2 separate regions of the Homo sapiens genome follow, and region 1 is linked to region 2. A link is a loop called in an ENCODE intact Hi-C map of the cell type or tissue named here. Cell type or tissue: dorsolateral prefrontal cortex. All regions are shown on one strand. Region 1 holds the start of PHF21B (PHD finger protein 21B). Region 2 has its middle 67 kb from the start of NUP50-DT.

Evidence for each region. Hi-C counts contacts between places; a loop is a spot of excess contacts. Peaks named below come from ENCODE experiments on the same cell type or tissue, not always from the same donor. Only the 100,000 strongest peaks of a DNase experiment are listed, where the experiment ranks them.
Region 1: it touches region 2 in a loop (2.3-fold over the local background); 3 of 110 quality-filtered maps call a loop at or near these places.

Annotation. Positions count from the first base shown.
Region 1 is chr22:45,008,336-45,012,335 of GRCh38, reverse strand. It overlaps PHF21B (PHD finger protein 21B), which reads left to right and starts at 2,331. Exons shown (of 13, transcript NM_138415.5): 1 at 2,331-2,840; 2 at 3,726-3,791. The coding sequence starts at 2,787. RefSeq lists an enhancer at 3,351-3,952. In dorsolateral prefrontal cortex, no CTCF peak of the experiment used is centred here; DNase peaks (open chromatin) are centred at 1,613, 2,315, 3,360 and 3,756; H3K4me3 peaks cover 2,606 bases; H3K27ac peaks cover 2,035 bases; H3K27me3 peaks cover 1,218 bases.
Region 2 is chr22:45,094,438-45,098,437 of GRCh38, reverse strand. No RefSeq gene overlaps it. Among named protein-coding and RNA genes, the nearest start is that of NUP50-DT, 67 kb to the left of the region's middle. In dorsolateral prefrontal cortex, CTCF peaks have their summits at 1,791 and 1,990 (motif pointing right); a DNase peak (open chromatin) is centred at 1,977.

The sequences.
Region 1 (4,000 bases), 86 kb after region 2:
TACACCATGCACTTAAACAGTGCTTTAAGATTCCACAGTCGGAGCCACTATCCTCTGGCCAGCATCAGCCTGAGACTGTGTGGACTGAAGATGACCTGAATATCCTCTGTTGATTTAATTACCCTACGTGGCTGATAAAATTACTCTGAATTTTTACCAAGAAGCCAGTGGCATTTACAGAGATTACAGTAGGAATCCTCTTTCTGCACACTTTCTCTCTGGCTCTCCAAGCATGGGTCTCCAGGGCAGTCCACTTTCCTGGGCTGGTGTTCAGCCCAGCAAAAGCACTAAGGAGGGAGGCCACCACCCTGACCCGGGCTAAACCCAGAAGTGGGAGGAGTGGGTACCTATTGGGGCACCCTGAGTCAGCCTCTTTGTTTTGCATTTGAGGAACCTTGCTTCTCCCTGCTTGGGGCAAAACCAAAGGAATCACGACCACTTCAAACACGGGCTAGTTTTGCATCCACATTAACCAGTGTTGGCTTATGGTGTGACTGTGGTCCCAGCTACTTGGGAGGCTGAGGTGGGAGGATTGCTTGAGCAGGTGAGGTGGAGGCAGTGGTGAGCTATGATTTCACCACTGCACATTAGCCTGCACGACAGAATGAGACTCACACAGTAAGTAACTATGCAAAAAACAGAGGGGCATGTATATGATCCTTACCGTAACCCACATATTTAACCTACGTAATTAAATCAACAGAGGTTATTCAGGTCATCTTCGGCCCACACAGATTCAGGCAGATGCTGGCCGGAGGGTAGTGGCTCCTCCTGTTGAGTCTTTTCTGTTTGTTTGTTTGTTTTTTCTGAGACAGAGTCTTGCTCTGTTGCCCAGACTGGAGTGCTGTGGTGCAATCTCGGCTCACTGCAACCTCTGCCTCCTGGGTTGAAGCAACTCTCCTGCCTCAGCCTCCCGAGTAGCTGGGATTACAGGCTTGCGCCACCATGCCTAATTTTTTGTATTTTTAGTCGAGACCATGTTGGGCAGGCTGGTCTCGAACTCCTGACCTCGTGATCTGCCCACTTCGGCCTCCCAAAGTACTGGGATTACAGGTGTGAGCCACCGCCCCCGGCCGGCCTCCTATGGAGTCTTAAAGCGCTGTTTGCAAGTTTCTGTTAACTAATTTGGGTTAAAGTAAGGGTCATCTACATGCCCCTCTGCTTTTTGCATAGTTACTCATATCCTAAGTCTCACTCTGTCGTGCTCTGAAGGCGAGGTGCTGGGTTGTGGGATGAGGGGCCATCTGTGTTTGGGGGTCCCAAACACGTAATTTATTACAAATTCCCTAACAGAGAGCAGAACAACACTGGGGTCCTCACTTGAAAAAAAAAAAAAAAAGAAAAGAAAGAAAAGGGGGAATTCCAATAACTTCTGCCAACAAAAGCAATGTGTGACCTGTTGGCATATGTTGAAAGGGACATTTGCTGATGGTGCTTGCTTGGGTATTTTTTGTGCTGCCGGAGAGGAATCTGAAGTTAAAACGACTTAACAGCTTAAACGTTTACTTTGACATATGATTGCACCCTTTCTCCCCAGCGTGTTTCAAACGTGCCAGTTTGCTGCCAACAGGGCACCCGGCACTCCGACCTGAATGAAGATGGCAGCCCCGAGGTGGTGACAGTGACTCTGGGACATTAACCTCCTGGCTGCGCGGCTGGGGGTTCTGAAACGCGACCTCCGCAGCTGTAATTATAATTGTTTTAGGTCGCATTGACCGGGCCTGTTTACGACTCTTAACAAGAGTCTTAAAATGTCCAGTGACATCTGTTGAGAGTTTAATCGTGTAAAAAAAAATCATTAAAGGAAGAGCCAAGAGATCAATTTTCTTGCTGTTTAAACAACACGGAGGCCATCAGGCGGCGGGGGAATGTGGCGACGCGACTAATTTAATCCCCCAAGTCGCGGCGCTGGTATGGACAGGAGGGGACGGAAGAATTTAAATAAAATATCAGAGGGAGGCGGAGGAGGGGGGAAAGGAGGGAGCCGAGGACCAGGGTGAGGAGAAATGGAAACACGGACTCGCAGCCTCCCAGCGGAAAGTGTCCTGATCCCGGCGTTACACGGCGCAGGGGGTGGGGGCGCCGCGTTCCCCGGGTTGGCCCGGGGACGGAGAGGATGACTCCGCAGTCGTCCTCTCCGAGCGCCCGGCCCGAGCAGTCCCCGGAGCCGGCGACCGTGCGTCCCCGTCCACCGCCACTTTTGTTCTCCGCTCGGGGTGCCGGGCCGCGGCGGGGCGGCAGTGCGCAGGCGCGGGCGGGGCGGGGGCGGGGCGCGGCGGGCTGAGGGTCCCGGCACCGCCCCCCGCCGCCCCGGCCCGCTCCATCCGGGCACTGCCGAATTAGCATCGTGCCGAGGCACAACTTTGCCGAGGCCCAACGAGATCCAGGCGCGCGCGCCGGAGGAAATATAGTCCCTGCCCGCGGGAGGCTCGCGCGGGAGGAGGCGGCGGCGGCGGCGGCTGGGCGGGCGCGCGCGGGGCTGCGCGGGGCTCCCGGCGCCGGGGGGGCCATGCTCCGGGCCGCGCCGGCAGCCCGGGGACCCGGCGCAACTTGCCGGGCAGCCTGAGGAGTTGGGGCAGCCGAGGGCTCGGCGCCGCGGCGCCCGGAAGCCTGTCTTCCCCTTCGCCAGCCCCCTTCCCTTTCGGCCGTGGGGGAGGGGGCTCGTGTCCCCCCCAACCCAGCCCGGAGGCCGCGTCCGCCCGCGCCCGCTCTGGCCCCCGCGGAGCCGCGCAACTTCCCGGGAGCCCGGGCCAAAGTGAGCGCAAAGTGCTGCCCAAGTTGCCGGGATGGAGCTGCAGAGCCGGCCCGAGGCGCTCGCCGTGGAACTCGCGCGCCACCAGGTAGGTGGCCGGGGGCCGGGCCCGGGGCCGGGGAGTGTGTTGCGGGGTGAGGGGGTCGGGGGACCCGAGCCCAGCATCCTCTCTTCCGGGTCTCTGGGTCTTCCAGGCTGGAGCCTGCCCGGGGGCGGGGGGCGAGGGAGTGAGCACACGCGCGGACCCCCTTCTGGGCTCCCCTCCGCCTGCCCCTGGCGCTGTCCTGCACAGTTTGCGGGATCGAGGACGCGTGGGACCCGAGCCTGGAGTCTTCTCTTAAGCGATGTAGGGTCTGCATGACTGGGAGGGTGCCTGGAGGGGGCCCCTTCGTGAGCCGGTCCCGGGGAGGGGAGTGCGAATAGGCCCCCTTCCGGCCTCCCCTCGGGCCCCCGCGCCCCGGGCGAACCTGCCCGGTGTGCAGAAGTAGTTTTGGCGATCGCTGCTGGCGAGCGGCGGCGTGGCGGCCGGAGCCTGAGCGGGGCTCGGCGTGCGCGTGTGTGTGTTGGGGAGATTAGGACGCGACTTGAATATTTATGAGCTTTGCTCGACACGGACTCGCCGTGTTTACTTGGCTCTTTGTTCCTCCCCCCTCCCCCGGCACACACTCACACTCACACTCACTCGCACACGCACCCCGGCCTGCAAACTTGCACGGCTCGGGGCGCGCCGCCGGGTGGCCTCGGCCCCCGCCCCGCCCCGCGAGCTGCCCCGATGAGGCGGCAGCCACAGGTAAGCGGCCCCGCGCGGCACTGCCCGGCCGCCGCGCGTGCAGGACGCGGCCCGGGAAACTTGGGGTGCGCTGCGGCCGGCCCCGCCCGTGGGGCTCCGGGCGGGGGGTGCCGCGGCCCGCGGTGCTGGGGTGCACCTGACCCCGGGTGGCCTGCCTGAGCCCGCTCCTCCGTGTTTCCGCAGAACGGCGACCTCAAGAAGCAGCTCCACGAAAGGCAGCCGCGGATCGCCGCGCTCAGCGACAAACAAGTAAGCGATGGGATCGCGGCCCCCCCTGGGATGGGGCGGGAGGGTGGCTGGGCACTTTGGCGGCGCCCTAAAAAGTGCCAGCCTGGGCGACGCACGCTCAGACTCCCAGAGGGGTCTGTCTCCAGTTCTCAAAGTTCCCCACCCCTCCCCTTTCCTGGAAAGAAAGAGCCGGGTTCTCGGAGGCGGCAGGGAGAGCCGGGCCCTGCGGG
Region 2 (4,000 bases):
CCAAAGGGCTGGGATTACAGGCGTGAGCCACCACGCCCGGCCAAAATTCACCATTTTAAGCATTTTAAAGTGCACAGTTCAGGGACGTAAGTACATTCACATTGTTGGGCAACCATCACCACCACCCATCTCCAGAGCTTTTTCATCTTTCAGACTGAAACTCTCTACCCACTCCTTCCCCAGCCCCTGGTAAACCTCAATGCTACTTTCTGTCTCTATGAATTTGACTATTCTAGGTACTTCATGTCTTAGTGTGTTTTGTGCTGCTATAACATATAACACAATAGCGTAGATTAGGTAATTTATTAAGAACGTAAATTTGGCCGGGTGTGGTGGCTCACACCTGTAATTCCAGCACTTTGGGAGGCTGAGGCAAGTGGATCACCTGAGGTCAGGAGTTTGAGACCAGCCTGGTCAACATGGTGAAACCCTGTCTCTACTAAAATTACATACACACACACACACACACACACACACACACACACACACACACACACACACAAATTAGCCGGGCATGGTGGCACGAGTAATCCCAGCTACTCAGGAGACTGAGGCAGGAGAATCACTTGAACCTAGGAGGCGAAGGTTGAAGTGAGCCGAGACTGTGCCATTGCATTCCAGCCTGGGCAACAAGAGGGAAAGAACATAAATTTATATCCTCACAGTTATGGAGCCTGGGAAGTCCAAGATCAAGGTGTTGGCATCTGGCTAATGCTTTTCGTATTAGTCCGTTTTCACACTGCTAGTAAAGACATATCCAAGACTGGGTAATTTATACAGGAAAAAGGTTTAATGGACTCACAGTTCCACATGGCTGGGGAGGCCTCACAATCAGGGCGGAAGGCAAGGAGGAGCAAGTCACATCTTACCCGGATGGCAGCAGGCAAAGAGAGAGCTTGTGCAGGGAAACTCGCCCTTATAAAACCATCAGATCTCGTGAGACTTATCCACTGTCACAAGAACAGCATGGGAAAGACCCACCCCATGATTCAATGACCTCCCAGTGGGTCCCTCGACAACACATGGGAATTGTGGGAGCTACAATTCAAGATGATACTTGAGTGGGGACACAGCCAAACCATATCACCTTCTTTCTGTGTTATCTCATGACAGAAGGCAGAAAGGTGAGAGAGAGAGAAAGAGAGAGAGAAGGTGGGGGGAGAGAGAGAGAGAAGGTGGGGGGAGAGAGAGAAAGAACGAGCAAGCTGGACTCATTCTTTTATAAGAAACCCACTCCCACGATAACATTATCCATTCATGAATATCTTCATGAATGTATTTGTGAGGGCAGGGACCTCATGATCTAATCACCTCCCATCAGGCAGCCCCACCTCCCAACACTGCTGCACTGGGGATTAAGTTTCCAACATATACTTTTTGGGAAACACATTGAAACCACAGCACCTGATGTAAGTAAAATCATACAGTATTTGTCGTTTTATGACTGGCTTATTTCACTTAGCATAATGTCCTCTAGGTTCGCCCATGTCAAAGCAAAGGTGAGAATTTCCCTCCTTTTTAGGGCTGGATAATATTCTATTGTGTGGATAGACCTCATTTTGTTTACCCATTCATCTATAGATGGACGCTAGGGTTGCTTCCAGCTTTTGGCTGTTGTGAAGACTGCTGCTCTAAACACGGATGAGCAAATAGCTGTTGGAGTCCCTGCTTTCAATTCTTTGGGGCATTTACCAAAGTGGGATTGCTGGATTACACGGTAATTCTGTGTTTAATTTTTTGAGGAATCACCACACCTAACTCTTTCTCAGTAAAATACTTTAATGTGAATTCCTACCTTTCAAGTCCCACCTCCTTGGTGACAATTCTCTGACCATCTCTATCCCCTGGAACCTCTGATCTGAGGACTCTCCTCCATGTCCTGCTGCCTCCCAGACATCTCCAACGCTCCATTGGTGTGGATTTGTGACAGTTCTGTCCTTTCGGGCTGCGAAAAGCTCTGGTGGCCCCTCTCTCTGTCACTAGATGGCACTGGAGAGTAGTTTGGGTTTGCTTCCTCCTGGAGAAAGCCTTCTTGTTTTCTTCTAGGCTAGGGTGGTGATTCCTCATGCCAGGCTGGGTGGAACTGCTTTTCAGCGATCCCTGCCTGGGGTCACATTTCCTTGAAACTTGGCCATGGCTTGGGTTTCTATGGCTTTGGTTAGGGAAGCCTCCTCTAGCCTCTCTGAAAGGAGTAATGGTACTGGGAAAACATTGGTACGTTGGAAAGAACATTGGATGGGGTGCCACAAGGACCTCCATCTGAATCCTTGTTCCATCGAGAACTCTGTGTGACTTGAACAAGCCAGTTGGACTCTCTCAGCCTCAGTTTCCCTACTTGTAAAACCACTGTGTTGGATGAGTCAACGACTCTCATTTCTGCCAGAGCATGAGACTCCCCGGGGGGGAAAGAATATCAGTGTGGGCTGAATCAGAAGCTCCAGGTGGAGTGCTTTCAAAGCTCCCCAGGTGATTCTCATACAGCGTGGTGGGGAATCCCTGGGTTCAATGGGCCCTGAGATCCCTTCTTGCTGCACAAGGCTCTGTGCCTTCCCAGCTGCGTGACATGGAGCAAGTAACTCCTTTAAGCTCCAGTTTTTTCATCTTATAAAATGGGAATAATAATGGCACCTATCACCGCATGGGGTGTGCGGGTCAGAGGCGAGCTGAGCACTGCATCTCACATGTGCCTGGCACAGCCAGCGCTCAGAGGGCAGTGGGTCTTCCAACTCCTAGATTGGCTCTTCTCGGGACACAGGCGGCAGGGGTGCAGCAAAATCACCTGGAGAGTTTTTGTCAAGACACCTGCCTGAGGATCCACATCCTGAACTTCCAAATCAGGGGAACTCATTCGAATTAGAGGGCCTGGGTAGATCCAGGCTCTGAGTTATTTGAAACAGCACCCAACACCTCAGCACACTGCCTGACTCTCATGAGATGCTCAACACGTTAGGTTACACAGGTCATTTCATTAAGGGAAGCTTCTAGAAGAAAGCGTCCCTAGAGGCCGGGCACGGTGGCTCATGCCTGTAATCCCAGCACTTTGGGAGGCCAAGGTGGGCGGATCACCTGAGGTCAGGAGTTCAAGACGAGCCTGACCAACATGTTGAAACCCCGTCTCTACTAAAAATACCAAAAAATTAGCCAGGCGTGGCGGCAGACACCTATAATCCCAGCTACTTGGGAGGCTGAGGCAGGAGAATCGCTTGAACCCGGGAGGCGGAAGTTGCAGTGAGCTGAGATTGTGCCATTGCACTCCAGCCCGGGCGACAACAGAGAGACTCCGTCTCAAAAGAAAAAAAAAAAAAGAAGAAAAAAAAGAAAGTGTCCCTAGAGCTGAGTTTTGAAGGCCAACAAGGAGTTAGCAAAGCGAAGAAGGGTGGGGAGTTTTCTCACCAGACAGAGGGAATGGTGAGTCAGATGAGAGGCTGGGGCAGAAAGGACTGAGTTTATCCACTCACACGCCTTTCAGACCGCTGACCCTGCACCGGGTTCTGGACAGAGAGCAAGGTGGGTGCGTTCCCTGCCCCTGCAAAGCTTATGTTCCAGAGGAGAAGCTGTGGGACAGGAGACCCAAAACCATATACTGAGAACCCAGAAGTCTGAGCTCTGTCCTGAGAGTTCTGAAGAACCCTGAAGGGTTTAAGACAGGGGCTAGCCAGGGTGACGTGGCATTGCCAGAAGCTCATGGTTCCAGTGGATGTTGGATTGGAGCCATGAGGAGGGGGGGGAAGAGGGAGGAAGGAGATCTGTGGGGAGGTCACCGTGGTCATCTCGGTCATCTGGGGAAGGGTTGCTGGGGCAGTAGTGGCGAATGGAAGGGGCGAGGGGCTCAGTGACTGCACATGTCTGGTGAGGAGGAGGAGGAAGAGCAGGAGGAGGAGGAGGAAAGTGGGAGCGCTGGTTAGAGAGGTCAGAGTTGGGGCCTGCGTGGCGCTGTGGCCGCGGGAGGGCTTGGCGGTCCCTGAGTGCCCCTGGGAAGTGTCAGGGTTGGAGCAGAGGG